Linked DNA regions of Homo sapiens: regions 2, 3, 4 and 5 are each linked to region 1. A link is a contact called in ENCODE Hi-C or POLR2A ChIA-PET data. All regions are on one chromosome and are shown on one strand. Each heading gives the region's core, a stretch centred on a gene start or an enhancer-like site at or near the end of the contact. The rest is flanking DNA. Distances are from core to core; before and after follow the strand shown.

Evidence for each region. Hi-C counts contacts between places; a loop is a spot of excess contacts on that map. ChIA-PET counts read pairs that join two places held with the same protein, here RNA polymerase II (POLR2A). Pooled maps may share reads with other maps.
Region 2: a loop to region 1 is called in a map of CD8-positive, alpha-beta T cell, with 23 times the contacts of the local background. The contact joins the promoter of CREB3 here to the promoter of UBAP2 in region 1. A Hi-C loop is called at or near these places in 2 of 168 maps with a recorded cell type or tissue (both CD8-positive, alpha-beta T cell), 1 of 37 single-sample maps with no recorded cell type and 9 of 50 pooled maps.
Region 3: a loop to region 1 is called in a map of naive thymus-derived CD4-positive, alpha-beta T cell, with 6 times the contacts of the local background. The contact joins the promoter of TESK1 here to the promoter of UBAP2 in region 1. A Hi-C loop is called at or near these places in 1 of 168 maps with a recorded cell type or tissue (naive thymus-derived CD4-positive, alpha-beta T cell), 2 of 37 single-sample maps with no recorded cell type and 6 of 50 pooled maps.
Region 4: a loop to region 1 is called in a pooled map, with 9 times the contacts of the local background. The contact joins the promoter of PIGO here to the promoter of UBAP2 in region 1. A Hi-C loop is called at or near these places in 8 of 50 pooled maps. POLR2A ChIA-PET finds 5 or more read pairs at or near these places in 2 of 52 experiments (GM12878 and activated CD4-positive, alpha-beta T cell).
Region 5: a pooled map shows a loop between it and region 1 (25-fold over the local background). The contact joins the promoter of VCP here to the promoter of UBAP2 in region 1. A Hi-C loop is called at or near these places in 2 of 37 single-sample maps with no recorded cell type and 13 of 50 pooled maps. POLR2A ChIA-PET finds 5 or more read pairs at or near these places in 2 of 52 experiments (GM12878 and activated CD4-positive, alpha-beta T cell).

The regions. Positions count from the first base shown.
Region 1 is chr9:34,047,421-34,050,317 of GRCh38, reverse strand. UBAP2 (ubiquitin associated protein 2) reads left to right here and starts at 1,431. Exons shown (of 29, transcript NM_001370062.2): 1 at 1,431-1,493. It also overlaps the pseudogene RN7SKP114. RefSeq lists enhancers at 1-608, 799-1,328, 609-1,464, 1,465-2,321 and silencers at 1,359-1,448, 1,599-1,648.
Region 2 is chr9:35,731,121-35,734,017 of GRCh38, reverse strand. It overlaps CREB3 (cAMP responsive element binding protein 3), which reads right to left and starts at 1,352. Exons shown (of 9, transcript NM_006368.5): 1 at 1,117-1,352; 2 at 875-1,022; 3 at 736-803; 4 at 533-622. The coding sequence starts at 1,245. It overlaps TLN1 (talin 1), which reads left to right and starts at 1,823. Exons shown (of 57, transcript NM_006289.4): 1 at 1,823-1,943. It overlaps MIR6853 (microRNA 6853), which reads right to left and starts at 1,096; the gene lies at 1,023-1,096. RefSeq lists enhancers at 1,227-1,316, 1,367-1,416, 2,217-2,266 and silencers at 1,547-1,706, 1,747-2,036.
Region 3 is chr9:35,603,756-35,606,652 of GRCh38, reverse strand. It overlaps TESK1 (testis associated actin remodelling kinase 1), which reads right to left and starts at 1,391. Exons shown (of 10, transcript NM_006285.3): 1 at 815-1,391; 2 at 548-669; 3 at 368-416. The coding sequence starts at 1,033. RefSeq lists silencers at 526-785, 567-861, 796-965, 986-1,285, 1,316-1,565 and an enhancer at 2,046-2,155.
Region 4 is chr9:35,095,341-35,098,237 of GRCh38, reverse strand. PIGO (phosphatidylinositol glycan anchor biosynthesis class O) reads left to right here and starts at 1,647. Exons shown (of 11, transcript NM_032634.4): 1 at 1,647-2,083; 2 at 2,672-2,897. The coding sequence starts at 2,673. It overlaps PIGO-AS1 (PIGO antisense RNA 1), which reads right to left and starts at 1,934. Exons shown (of 2, transcript NR_186491.1): 1 at 1,818-1,934; 2 at 94-478. RefSeq lists an enhancer at 1,641-1,980.
Region 5 is chr9:35,071,191-35,074,087 of GRCh38, reverse strand. VCP (valosin containing protein) reads left to right here and starts at 1,463. Exons shown (of 17, transcript NM_007126.5): 1 at 1,463-1,751. The coding sequence starts at 1,735. It overlaps FANCG (FA complementation group G), which reads left to right. Exons shown (of 14, transcript NM_004629.2): 14 at 1-249. RefSeq lists enhancers at 896-945, 966-1,105, 1,306-1,355 and a silencer at 1,756-2,385.

The sequences.
Region 1 (2,897 bases), core at 182-2,681:
AAGCCGGTGAAGTGTTATTACAGAGGAAAGCTCCAATTGAGATAAGGCATGCCGGGACTGCAAAGTCCTTGTATGTAACTAGCTTGGGATAAAACAGGCCAGTAAGTAGACCTTGAGAGCTTGTTTAGAGGACCTTGAGAGCTTGTTAACACGGGCGTGCAGCTACTCCTATATCCTTGACTTGTCCTCTTCTATGGGGGATGCTCCTCCTTTTCGACCGAATATGCAGCTTCGGGAGGGACGCACATGGAGAGGTGCGGGAGGAAGGGGCCACCCGCCTAGACAGCCAGATCAGCCGAATCAGCCCTGGCGATCTATGGGGTGACAAGATAGCCAGAACGCCCTCACATCCAAACAGGCCAGTAAATGGAAAATACTTTAAAACACCATGCTACAATTATAAACCATCATCTTATTTATTCGTAATTCTTGGAGTTGACAACAGGTCAGATCCTATTGAGAGGAGGTCATTAATTTTCTAAAGACAGAAAACCTGGGTCTCTTCGGTCAACAAACAACTCTAAGGTTCTTTTTTTAAATCCTTAAATAGGGAAAATCCTGGACTCAAGGAGTTGATTATATGATATAACAGAAATAAACGGCTGACTTGGAGTAGGCGTTCAGTAGATTCTAGTCTTTTCACCCAGAAGGGGCTTGGGAGGGCAAAAGTAAAACCGCACTGAAAAAGACTAAAAGTGGGCGCACCTTCCGCCTTGCCGAGGCTCTCGCTGCTAGCCGTTGGCGTTTTCCCGCGCAGGGGGCAGGGCGCAGAGCGAGCCCAGGAACGTGGGAGCGGAACCCCACCCCCCGCCAGGACTACACCTCCCAGCAGGCACCACGCTCCGCCACATGGCGGGCGGCATCCAATGGTATTAGTCCTTCAAGCCAGCTTAGTCCGCTTTCCGTCCCGGCCTTCCCTCGGCTCTAAGGTCTCTAGGGGGTTCGTCTAGAAGCCCGCTGGAGAAAGGCTGCGGTAGGGGTCGCCTTGGCTGTGCAGCATGTTGGGAGTCGTGGTCCCCTCGTGCAACATTTGGGAGGCCAGGCTTGCCCTGAGTGGTTGGACCACATCACGTGATGAGCACAGGGCGGCCACAGGGGAGTAACCTGTGGTGCTTTGTGAGGTCATCACGGCGCGACGACGAGCTGCAGTTGTGGGCACCTTGTATGCGGTGGGTAATACTCTCCTGATGACTCCGAGTACAATACATATTATCAAGTCTCCCTTATTTGTTCCTTTCTGTGGTCCCCACCTCCACGCGGTTGGCTTCGCGGGGTTGGGGTGGAGGTGGTGGCTGGAAGAGGCCGCGCGCCGCCTAGGCTGACTCTGAAGCCGCGCACGAGCGACGTGTTGTGGCTCCTCCTTCGCCCGTGACGCGAGGTCACGTGACGGGTTGGGCAGCCTGTGCCGCCGCCGCCGCTTTGTAAGAGGCACATTGGCAGGTAACGAGCGGCGGCGGCGGCAGCGGGTCTTGGGTCCTCCGAGAGCAGCAGCGGTAATTGCCATCCTCTCCCTCTCCTTCCCTCTTCCAGGGCCCTGAGCGCTGCAGCGTGTGCTTTCTAATTCTGGGTTCAGCTCGTCTGAAACCCCACCGCCTGCAGACTGCCCCGGCGCCCACCCGTGAGGACCGGGCCGAGCTTCACTCGCCAGGTCCACGGTCCCTCTACGTCCAGGCCCGGGCTCCCTCCTTCCTCTTCCCCTCACGTTGCCCTGTGCTTCTTCCTACTTTCCCCCGTCCAGGTCGGCTGGGCCCCACCCAGCCCCAGGGGTGCCTCCCCTCCCCCCTTTCGGGTTTCTGCCCTGGAGGGTGTGGTTTTCTCTCCCACCTCGGTGCCTGCCAGTAGACTGGAGCTTCCCCGCCACGCTGTCGGTCCCATCTCATCACCTTTCCGCTTTCACGCCCGTAGCTAGTCTTGGGACTGGCCCTGTTATAGCCCCAACTTATGCGCTCTCTAACCTTTCCTGGCTTACCCGGAGTCACAGTTCAGTTCTACTTCTTTTCAATTCTGTAGGGCATTGGTCTCAATTGGGACTCAGTTTTCCTCCACACCCGCCGTTCCTGTAGTCTGGTTATATCACAGTTCATTATTTAATGTAGGTTTTTGAGCGCTTTGTAAACGGCAAAGCTCTCTCTGTTAATAATACATACTCAAAATGTTATTCTTTCATTGGTGCATTACAACTCAGTTGTTTGCCTCTGAATCACTTTCCCACTCGGCTTTTCCACATTTTCCCCTGAGTTTTTAGTCTAATTAGTTGCCCACGCATCTCAACTGTCACCACTCTGGTCTCTAATGCTTGCTCGCTTTAGGGGTTGATCCCATCATTATTACTGTTATTTCCTGTTTGATGTAATCCAGTCATTTACTACCACTTCTATTGGATATTGTTTTTACCTCACATTCAAGGAAGGTATATGGTTTGCCAGTATTTAGGCTTATTGTCTTTCTACAGCACCAGTGTATCCTAACAGTTGAGAGATTTTAAAAAATTACTATTAATTTTAGAGATATGGTCTCCATATGTTGCCCAGGCTGGCCTCCAGCTCCTGGGTTTAAGCGATTCTTTCACCTCAGCCTCCTGAGTATCTGGGATTACAGTGTGCACCACGGTGCTCAGCTAGTTGAGGGTTTTTTCAGGTCTCCATAAGGTATCCAAAGATTATCTTTTATTTGAAGGGCATATAATTTCTTGGGTGAACCCAGTTCTTATATTCCTCTTCCGTTGTGACAGCACTTTTTTCAACAAGGGGTATGCGACTAGTTATTGCATTCCTCACTTTTCACTGTGAATTGTGTATCCGTTTTAGTGCCAGTTTGTGAAAGGTGGAAGGAAGTTGAACATGATACCTAAGCTCTCCCGTATCCTACATTGGTGTGTTCCCCTTTTACCTCAGGAA
Region 2 (2,897 bases), core at 103-2,602, 1.7 Mb before region 1:
TGGGCAACAGAGCAAGACCTTGTCAAAAAATATATATATATTCCTGTAACCTTTCTATTAATGAGCACTGATTTCATCATAGTACCCCAGTACTCTGCTTGTGAAGTTGCCACTCATTGCTTAAAACTGAAAACTAAGGATTTTACATTTATTCATGTACTGCTTAGTCCAACCCTGTTGAACTCTCTAAACAGTTCTACCATTCAGCAAGAGGTGGATTACTATGAAGCCAACGAAGTGTCAAGGCCCTTCACTTACACAGTCCTTTCCAAGGCCCAATACTAATGTTGCACTGATAATTTTGAGTTATTTTTTTAACAGAACACCAAAATTTGTATAAGCCCAACAAAAACGAGGATCTGCCCTTGCATCTGGCATATTGTGTACCTGCCTCAACTTCCTATTAGCAATAAATCTACTAAGTTTCTCACCTCAATCCTTTTTTAAAGTTATTGATATAAAGTTAACAGAATTTGCCTACTTGGGACTTTTAATCCCTTTTCAGCCTTTGTTCAACCAATGAGAGTCTTACCTTAGTGAGAGGAAGTGTCTCAGGCAGAATAAGCCCCTCCTTCTCCAATAGACTCTTCTCCTCATCTGTCAGTACTAGCCTAGCAATCTCCTAGGGTAACAAGAAAGTGGACGGCAGTTGCATGGGGATGTCAGAGAGGAATGGGGAATCCTGCCCCCACCTGGGGAATGTGAGAGTAATCTCCTGAAAATCAAGTCAAGTACCTGCTCTGCCAGCTCCTCCATATGCTGTGGAGTCATCTGGGTCCCCTCTTTTCTACAGCTCTCACTCTCTGCAAAAGGGAAAGTATGAATAGCCAGGCCCATGAACCCTGTCCTCCCCGCAAACTTATTTCAGACTCACCTAGATCCATAGAGACAGTTTCCCGTGGGAGGGAGTAGGTGTGGTCATGGTGGACAAGGCAGGGGTTGGAGGAGCTGAGAATGTTCAACGACGCTGGGGGACTCAGCAGGGAGCACAGCAAATCATCTACTTCCCAGTCGCTCGGTACCTGCGCAGGGTTCCAATGAACAGGCCTTGACCTTATCACCATCACCTGACTTCATGGACATCCCACGCTTTCCCCAGTCAGAACCCCAACCTACCTCAGAAAGCGGCAGCGCCCAGTCCAGTGGGGCCCTCACGGCCTCATCGGGTGCCGTCCCCAAATCTCCACTTTCCTCTAGCAGGAAGGCCAGCAGGTCTTGGTCACCAGCATCCAATTCCAGCTCCATTTGGGACAACTACGGAAAGGGTGGGCCACCGGGCCCCAACGTCCGAAGCCCAGACACGAGCCCCAGGCCAGCTGTAGGCCTCGGGCACCTATCCACTGTCCCTCTACGGCCGGGATTCCCCGCCGGCGGCTTTCCATAGCCCTCTCCGGACCCGCCTCCCAGGCTCAATTCTCCTCAGCCTCCAACGCAGCGAAAGTGACGCACCCCACCCCGTGGCACTGTGGGACTTGGAGTTCCCTCCAACTGAGAAGAGGCTTGGGTGCAGCGCCACGTCCCAGGGGCTATGCAAATGTAGGGGACGGCCCTGCTGCCGCCTCGCACCCCGAGGGCGGGGGTTCCGGGGCTCCGGCTCCGCCTTCTACCCCAAGCTAGAAAAAGGAAGAGTTCTAGCCTGAAAGGGAACTCGGGCGTCGTCCTGGCGTCCTCTCCGGATTGCGCCGCACCCTCGCTTCCTGCCAGGGAGGGGCTGCCGGGCTTTGGCGGCTCCCGAGCATCGAGAACGGGGCCAGAGCAGCTTCCTGCCTGCCCCCCGCGACCATAGAGCGCGGGCCCAGGGCGCCGCCCGCGGGTGGGGGACGTTCCCAGGACGGAAGTGGCCGAGAGAGTGTCGAAGGGAGGGCGAGGCCGGAGCCCGAGGGCGACCCGAGAAGCGGCGGGGCGGCGGGCCGGCGGGCGGGGCGCAGAGCCAGGCAGCGCAGGTAGGCCAGACCGGGCCGGGCGGGGGCCTTAGGGTGGGGCCGCGGGGCCTGGCCCCGGGGCGGGCGGGCCCTGCCTCTCTTGCGTGTCCGGTTCGGGTCCTATTAGTTGGAGAGGTCAGCGTCCAGCGCATCTCGGCTTGAGCTCGGCGTGAAGTAGGCCGTCTTGGGGAAGACAGGCCTTTCCTGGGAGCAGTCCTATGTCTGGGATAGGCTTTGGGGAGCGTGAGGAGTCGGGTGGCAGCGGGGCGCAGGGCGGGGACGGGCTTTGGTGTTAGCTGATAGCGGGCATGTGGGTAGGAAAGCTTTGGGTGAGTTGGGGATTAGGTGGGGTCCGTTTAGGAATCAAGGGTCGCTATAGGAGTTAAAAGCTGGGGTTAAAACTTAAGAGTTAGTGTGAGTCAGGTCCGTTTTAGATAGGTAAGGTTTAGATTACGGTCATTATCTTGTTTGCTGGGATGGCCATCATACGTCATAATTTGAGTTCAGGGTCAGGTTAAGGGTCAACAAACAACAGGAATCAGGTTAGAGCTTGTTTGAGGGATTAAAGAATGTTGGCATGGTCGGTGTTAAGGATAAACAGTGAAAGCGTGAGTTAGGAATCAAATTATAAATGAACTTTAGGCTTAGGGGTCAACATTTAGGGTTAACATCAGGGGATTTGGTGCTAAAGGCAAAACTTAGATCAGTTTCAGGGATCAGGGATTGGATATGAGTCTGTGCTAGGAAAGGGATGAATGTCCAAGCCGGTACTGGGAATCAGGAAACAAATTAGAGGTGGGGTTAATGTTAGGAATTTGGGGCAGCTTTAGGGGTTGTGGTTTGAGGCTAGCATAGTTGACCTTGAGCAGATAAAATTTAAGAGGTTGGCAGTAGGTAAATGCCCTTCTTTTGTAGGGAAATCCTTTATTCCTATGTAGTTACAGGGGCTTCTTTTTACCCAGAGAGATAAACTAA
Region 3 (2,897 bases), core at 142-2,641, 1.6 Mb before region 1:
CAACAATTTAAATAATTTAAAAAATTTTTTAATCAAGTTGACCCACAAAAAATAATCTAAACAATGAAAATAATTTAAATTTAACCACATGTGGCTAGTGGCTACTGTATTGGACAGCACAGATAGAGAACATTTCCGTCACTGAAGAAAATTCTATTGGACAGCACTGTTCTAGGGGATACAGAGAATAAGACCAGTTGAGGCCTTTTATATGTGGTTTGCCTAAAGGAAAGTTCAGGAAAGCCTCCCCTGAGAGGAGATCCTGTTGCCTCTCACTAGTCCTCCGTAGATCCACCAGGCCTGTTGACTCCCTTTATCCTTGGGGGTGAAGGGGGGTGGGGATCCCTCCTTCCTGGCCTATCCTCACCTCTGTAAGAGCGTGCAGCTGTCCCTGGTGCACACAGACTCCCATGAACCTGCAAGAGGATGGGGAAGATAGAAGGATAGGCTATTAAAGGCCTCAGCTCCTCCTCAGTTCCACTTTTCCCGCGGGATCTTTCCCTTTCTCTCCCGCCCAGCAAGCTGCCCAGAGACTGGGGCCGCTCACCTTAGGATGTTGGGGTGCCTGAGCCGGTTCATCAGCTGCACTTCCCGTAGTGTGTTGCCCCGGTTACTGGGGAGCTTGTTCATCTTCAGCACCATGACTTGCCCTGACTGTCGGTGCCGAACCTGGGGGCAGGAGCAGCCGGCGAGGGCCGGGCAGGTCGGGCGGGTCGCCGGAGTCTGGACCCTCTTCCCCGCACTCCCGGCCCCCTAGTTTCAGCCTCTGGTTGAAGGCTCGGTCCCGCCCCTCTGCCCTCTCGGCCGGTCCTACCTTGTAGACCTCAGAGAAGAAGCCGGCCCCGATCTTCTCCGCGCAGTGAAAATCGTCCACACGCGCCAGGCTAGACACGGCGCTGCGGAGAGCCCGGTAGGAGGAGGGGCGGCCCCGGCCCGGGCCTCCGCCCGTGCCCCCCGGCCCCGGGGGCCCCTCCCCCGGCACCTCTCCAGGCCCGGGCCCAGGGCCCCGCAGTGGGGGCCGTTCCCCGGCCATGGCCGGGCCCCCAGCCCGGGCCTGCCTCACATGGCAGGGTCCCCAGGGCCCGGGCAGGCCGCGCTTGCCATGGGCGCGGGCCCAGCCCGATCCCGGGCGCCCGGACTCCGGCTCCCGCCCTGAGAATGGAAGATCCGCCGAAGATCCTGGACCCGCCCCCGCCGCGCCGGCTGGCTGGGCCCGGGTGGACGCCGCGCCGCTCCGCTCCGCGCAGGGCCTGGGCTTGGGCCTGGACCGGGCGGTGGCGGTGACGGTGGCGGCAGCGCTCCGGGGCGCCGGCGGGCTGGCTTGCCGCGGGCGGAGGCGGGCGGGCGGGCGGGCGGCGGCTGCTCCGCTTAGCCGCCGGGGATCAGGCTCCGCGGCCTGCCGGGGGCGGGGCTGGGCCGGGCCTCCGCTTAACTCCTTCCAGCCCGGCCTCCCGGCAGCGGCCACGCCCCCTCAGGTGCGCACCCCCGCCTCCCCGCTTTCCGGCCGCGATGCCCTGGGCCGCCCGGGTCAAATAAGCTCCGGCCTGAGCTTGAATAACGGGAGGGAATTAAGGGCTGATGGTGCGCATGCGAAGCTTAGCTGCCCAGGGAGTCCCCTCTCCTCCCTGGGTTACTGTCCGTTGAGGGTCGGGCTCAGAAACCTGCCGGATTCCTGGGCTCCAGGGACCAACGGGGCAGAAAGGTAGGCCCCTCAGGCCCAGCCGCAATCAGAGGTAGCCTAGCAACCTGTCCACCTTCCTGGCCTGCGCCCCGGCCCAGCCTGCCCATTTCCCAGGTCTCTTCGACTCCGACACCTTGAACCTCTGGCCTCCCTAACACCTTCTACCTTCACGGGAGGTTGTGATACCCCGGGGCTATAGGAAGCCTTTGGCCGGCCCATACCCAGCTTAGCCCCGACTCCTCCTCACTTCATCCTGCCGCCTCCCAATAAAGAAGAGAGTCCAGGTCCTCCGCCCTGTGACCACCCAGCCGGGACCTCCCTCTTACTACTTTGCCCAAAAGACTCTAAGAGAGAAGCCTCCACCTGCAGGGAAGCCCGTCCTTCCGCAAGATCCCACCCCCCTCAAAGAACGCTGTCCCTCGGAGACCCCTCCCTTCCTCAGTGAGACACCTCCCTTTCGGGGGCACTTTTCCCCAGTGTGGCACTGCCACCGTCAGTGTGTCAGAACCCCTCAGTGCTGCACCCCCTTGCTCTGTGTTCCTCCCACGCAGTGAGACCCCACCTCCGAGGAAATCCACTAGTCATTGTGACCCCTCCTCTCAAGGTGACTCCTCCCCTCAGTGTGACCCAGCCCTCCTCAGTGTGAGGGTTCCGCCCTCCACGTAGGAACACGGTCTGCCCCCTAAGGCCGGAGGAGGGGCTGCAACTGGCCTCTTTAAGTCGGCGCGGTGCCTGGGTGCGCACGCAGTCTCAGGACTCCGTGCACTCGCCGTACCAGACGCTTCCGGTTCTGCCGCTGGTTCCTCCTCCGGCCTCGGCGAAATAGCCAATCATCGCTAGGGTTGGGTGGTGACACGCGATCCCGGCGGTCCACTCCGGGGCAAACGGTTTAAAAGGGCGTCGTTGAGCCGCCTGCCACCTAGCGGCGGAACGGTGGGCGGAGGGAGAGAAAGCTGCCGTCTCGAGTGCGGAGGCAGGCTGAGAGCTCCTCGAGGAAGCGAGGCTGAGTCCTGCAGGAATTCTCAAGTACTGTATTGATATTTCTGTAGTAAGCTTAAAAGAGAATTAATACAAGCACAGTCCGTATCGCGTGGGGTTACCGTCTTCCAATGGAGTCTGGTTACACGTTTATGAGACTTGGAGCCAAGAAATACTACTCGCTTGTCGAGGGCTACTGAGAAAAGAATAAAGACGGTCATAAATGATACATGATGCC
Region 4 (2,897 bases), core at 398-2,897, 1.0 Mb before region 1:
CAGTGAGAAGGCTGCCTCAGTGATCCTGGAGAAGGGATGAGGTCTGAACTGAGATAAGGGGCTATGGGGATGAAGGTGGAAGAATAACTCAACTTTTTTTAAAAATTAACATATTCCTTTATTCGTTTGGTCAGTATGTGAACCTCAAATATATGCTAGGTGCTGAGGATATCATGAAGAAAACAGAATTCCCTGACCTCAATGAGCTCACATTCTACTCGGAGGGGATAAACCATAAATACGTGTAGAATTTCAGATGCTGATGAGTTGTGCTATGGAAGAAATTAAGGAAGTGAGGGGAAATTTTTCCAGGGGGTGTGGTGGTGGGAGGTGCTGAACTAGTAAAGTAGGGGATTGCAGGAAGCCTTGCTGATGTTACAGTTGAGCTTCAATATGAAGGTGATGGAGATCCATTTCGGCATCGGGAACTGAAGCTGACAGAGGAGATGGCAAATGCAAAGGTCCTGAGGCAGAACTGCTGTGGATGGAACAGAGTTAGGGAAGCAAAGAAGTGGCAGCTAGATGAATCAGAAGGGGAAGAGGCAGATAGTGTGCAGGGCCATGTAGAGCCAATGCAAGAACTTTTACTCTGAGATGAGAAACCAGTGGACGGGTTTTGTTTCTTTTTGAGACAGAGTCTTGCTCTGTTGCCTAGGCTGGAGTGCAGTAGCACGATCTCAGCTCACTGTAGCCTCTGCCTCCTGGCTTCAAGCAATTGTCCAGTCTCAGCCTCCTCAGTAGCTGGGACTACAGGTACACATCGCCACGCCTGGCTAAATTTTGTAATTTTTAGTAGAGTTGGGGTTTCAGCATGTTGGCCAGGCTGGTCTCCAATTCCTGACTTCAACTGATTCTCCAGCCTCAGCCTCCCAAAGTGCTGGGCTTACAGGTGTGAGTCATCGTGCCTGGCATTTTTTTTTTTTTTTTTGAGAGGGAGTCTTGCTCTGTTGCCCAGGCTGGAGTGCAGTGGTGCAATCTCGGCTCACTGCAACCTCTGCCTCCTGGGTTCGAGTGATTCTCCTGCCTCAGCCTCCCAGGTATCTGGGATCACAGGCGCCCGCCACCACTCCCGGGTAACTTTTGTATTTTCAGTAGAGACGGCGTTTCGTCATATTGGCCGGGCTGGTCTTGAACTCCTGACCTTAGGTGATCCACCTGCCTTGACCTCCCAAAGTGCTGGGATTACAGGTGTGAACCACTGGGCCCAGCCTCCCCTCCTCCACTCCGAAGGATTATTTGCTTAATTATTCAGTCGTAAGATTTAGTTACAGGCTTTGAAAGGAGGAGTAATGAAATCTCAGTTGGACTCAGCTAAGCAAAAAAGGGAAAATAAGTATTATCTCCATTTTACAGATGAGGTAATGCCTAATGATGACAATATGTGCGGCCAAGCTAGGATTCAAGTCAAGTTTGACTCCAGCAGCCGTGCTCTTAGTCGTAACCATGAATGGACAGTGGTTCCCTGAACTCTTCCTCCAGCTTGGTCCCCTGTCCCCAATTTTCAATTACTAAATATCCCATCAAACTGGGGCCAGCCCCACGCTCCTGGCCAAACTTCCACCGAGGTGCCGGCAGATGGCGATGGAGCCACCGACGGGCCACTCTGTCTGGCGCACGCATCTCTGTGCTGCCAGGTCGCAGGCGCCGCCGCCGCCGCACTTCCGGGTGCCATTGCAGGTGAGCCAGGGTCTCCCGAGAACCTCACCCCCCGGTATTCCCCTCACCCTGAAGTAAGGGAGTCTCCCTCTTCCCCTCAGCTCCTAACCAAGGTGCTCAGTACCGCGGCTAGGGTGCCCAGCGGGAGGCTGGGTAGTTACCGGAGGAGGCAGAGCCGGTCGCACGCCTGGGTCCCAGCGGAGGCCCAGTCGACTCTCGACCCGGGCCCCAGCCTCCTTGCGTGGCGAAGGTCGTGCCTCAGGTCTCCTGGCGAACCTGGCCGCCCGGAAGCGGAGAGTGACTCCTCCCCTTCGTCCCCTCGGTGCCCGCCAGGCGGCGCCGTCGGCTGGGCCCGGATTCCCCTGCGGCTTCGATCCCTTTCCACTGGGTATTGAGATTGGCGAGGGGAGAGGCGCAGAAACGGCGTGTAAGAGAGCCTGACTACCAATTGGAATAAGTTTCCCTCCTGACTGTTCACATGTACAGGCAGCATTAGCATTTCCTGCCTGTACATGTGAACGTTCCTATGCTCTACCCCTCGAAGATCCTGATTCAGTAGATCTGGGGTGGGACCTCATGAAACGGCGTCTCCCTCTGTTGTCCAGACTCTAGTGCAGTGGTTCAATCTCGGCTCACTGCAACCTCCGCCTCCCCGATTCAAGCGATTCTCCTGCGTCAGCCTCCCCAGTAGCTGAGACTACAGGTGCCCGCCACCCATTTTTGTATTTTTAGTAGGGACGGGGTTTCGCCATTTTGGCCAGGCTGGTCTCGAACTCCTCACCTCAGGTGATCCGCCCGCCTCGGCCTCCCAAAGTGCTGGGATTACAGGCGTGAGCCACCATGCCCAGCCTGGAAATAGGAGGAGAGTAATATTGCGAGGGGTTGGCTGTGAAATGGTTTATCTCCAGGAAGGTTTCCGGGAGGAAGTGATTCTAGCTGGGCTTGTATTCAGGGACCAGAATATCCACTGGTTCTTTGCCCCACAGTAATGAATTTACTTCCCCACCCCTATCAGGATGCAGAAAGCCTCAGTGTTGCTCTTCCTGGCCTGGGTCTGCTTCCTCTTCTACGCTGGCATTGCCCTCTTCACCAGTGGCTTCCTGCTCACCCGTTTGGAGCTCACCAACCATAGCAGCTGCCAAGAGCCCCCAGGCCCTGGGTCCCTGCCATGGGGGAGCCAAGGGAAACCTGGGGCCTGCTGGATGGCTTCCCGATTTTCGCGGGTTGTGTTGGTGCTGATA
Region 5 (2,897 bases), core at 214-2,713, 1.0 Mb before region 1:
TGAGCTGGGTCCCCAGTGGGCTGTCTCTCTGTGGGGAGGGCTTTCTGCTTCACCATCATTAGGAATGTGACCATTCCTATATAATTCCTGGACTGGTGAGATTGGTGGTAGGCCTGTGAAATTTGCCCTAGTTACTACCATTCTCGTTTTGGAGGAAACAATCTCTGCCACCACCAAGTCATTGACTTTGCTCGAGGCACCTTTTTTCCTGTTTCTCCTTTTCTGTTGTCGAGTAAAATTTCATATTTATCTCGTCTGCCTACTACATATACTTGCGTGGGAAGGCTTGTGACCGTCTAGTTGAGTGCTAGTTGTCTATGATGCCCTTTCCTGACATCGTCTACCTTATGAACTTGAAGTCTGGGTATGAGGAAAGGGCTACAGGAATCCTCACTTTGGAGGCAGTGGCTTTAGTCCTTCACATTGCCTGAATGCAGAGCCCCAAAGCCCAGGACAGTGACAATGAGTGGAGTTGGGTCTGAAGGGTGGTCTAGATAGGCCTCTCAGGACAAGGGCAGGTACCTGTTACTTAGAGACAGGCAGGTTTCTCTCAGAGTAACTCTTCACTCCCTTCCTAATTCCAAATTCTAGAAATTCGACTCGTCTTAGTCAAATGTGTCTGTGTGGGTACAGGGTGAAAGGTGAATTGAGTCAGCATATCACCAACAGCTGCCTGTTGACTACTAACAGGGACCCCTGTTATTTGGGGCCCAAGGATTTTCAAGTCCCAGCATATGCAGTTTTCTTGCTAATTTGGGTTCTACTGAATTGGCTGTGTGTTCTGTGGTTGCCCTTTGACTTCTCTGGATTTGAGTGCCTTATTATAAGGTATTAATATTAATGACGGGAGGAAGAAAGGCACAAGCGCTGAGAAACTGCAAAGGCTGTGGGATTGGGGTTACCAGAGGGTGCAGTGACAATGGGGTAGGAGTGGGGTGCTAGTCAGAAAGTTCAGAGTAGGGGTGGTTGGAGGCAGCGTTGAGAAGGAGCAAGAAGTGTCAGGGTGGTGATGGCGTCTTAGAAGATCTCCAGGTTTTGGGAGAAGATGGGTGTATGGGTTACCACAATAGGACTAGACTAATACAAGGGTTCAGTCTATTGTGCCACGTTCTTCCAGGAGGATAAACTCCGGAGCCAATGAACTGGAGCCAAGTGGGAGAGTCCGCCTCTAAGGGATTAAAGGGTCTCCTTTCACTAATCGATCTCGCCCTATTCCTTTCGTTGATTGGCTGAGAATTCCAATCCGTCGAGGAAGCGTAGCGTTGCGGCCAATTGACGTGGCGTTACTAGGCGTGTCGCATCACTGAGGCGGGAGCCAGGCCGCAAGCGAATTTCCTGATTGGCTGTGATCTGCGGGTTGCTGGGGAGAGGCGCGGAGAGGCGGGCGAGAGTCCGCAGGGCAGGCGCTGATTGGCTGAGGTGGGAGCAGCTTCCCTTCCGATGATTCGGCTCTTCTCGGCTCAGTCTCAGCGAAGCGTCTGCGACCGTCGTTTGAGTCGTCGCTGCCGCTGCCGCTGCCACTGCCACTGCCACCTCGCGGATCAGGAGCCAGCGTTGTTCGCCCGACGCCTCGCTGCCGGTGGGAGGAAGCGAGAGGGAAGCCGCTTGCGGGTTTGTCGCCGCTGCTCGCCCACCGCCTGGAAGAGCCGAGCCCCGGCCCAGTCGGTCGCTTGCCACCGCTCGTAGCCGTTACCCGCGGGCCGCCACAGCCGCCGGCCGGGAGAGGCGCGCGCCATGGCTTCTGGAGCCGAGTGAGTGTGCGCGCGCCGTTCGCTTGCTGCGGCGGCGCGCACCGGGACCAGCCGCGCAGGGTAGGCCCGGCGGGGCCTGGCCGTGGGCGCGTCAGAGAGGTGGAGACCAGGAAAGAGGGAAGGGAAGCTAGGGGGCGAGTGAGGGGCCGTGGACCCGGCAGGCCCGGCTGGGGCCAGCTGCGCACCCGCGCGCCCCCTAGGCGGGGCTTGCGTTGGGTCCGGGTCGGAGCCTGGGCCGGATCGTGCTGTGTCATGCAGGCCCCGGCCCGCCCGATTGGCTCCCTTAGAACGGACGTCTGGGCCTGGCCAGGTCTTCCGGCCCACTCCGCCGGCGCGGCGCCCCGGGGCTTTGGGGCGCCAGTCTGCCGTCCGGCCTACCACCCGCCGAAAGCCTTTGGTCCCCGGAGAGAGCAGGCCCCGCGAGCCCGAGGCCCCAGCCGGGCCCGGTGGGCGTGGACTTTGCGCCATGTGAAGGCCTCAGGAGCTCTGCCACCGAGGCGGAGCCCGGGGTCGGGGAAGGCCCGCCGAGCTCAGGGAAGCTCACAGCCGCCTTTTTGGAGCCGGGTCGGCGGGGCCGGAGGTGGGCATCCTCTGTGTGTGACCTGAGTCGTGAAGGACTGTTAGGGAGAGGGCGAGCCCTACCTTTCGCTTCTGGTCTTCTTACTTTAGGCCTGTTGTTCATACTAGAAAGTTTGAGCCAGTTTTCCTTAATGTTATGACTCGTGGGTGGGGAGAAAGGAATTTTTCTTTAACATTTTAGGTTCTTGCTAAAGTTGGAATCTCAGTTCGTGTTTTGTGCGCCTTTCCAGATTTCCAGGTTTCGTGGTGTGCAGTTTAGAGTTGCACTAACTCTTCAAAAACACAAACGTGCGCGCACTCCTTTCCCCAACCAGCTATATTGAGAAATTACCCGGGCTCTGGGGCTTTCTGACCCCACCTCCATCCTTAGGAAAGCGTTAGATAAAACTTGGCTACCTCAGCCCATTCAATTTAGAATAGAGAGCTTTTAGAGGCAAAAAAAAAAAAAAAAAAAAAAAAAAAAACACAGCCAGCCCAAGGAAACTCTATGCAAATTACCTTCCTTCCTTGAAGAGATTAGTTTTTTGAGGTGTGTTCCTTTTTCTCAAGTTTCTGAATTCGGATAAA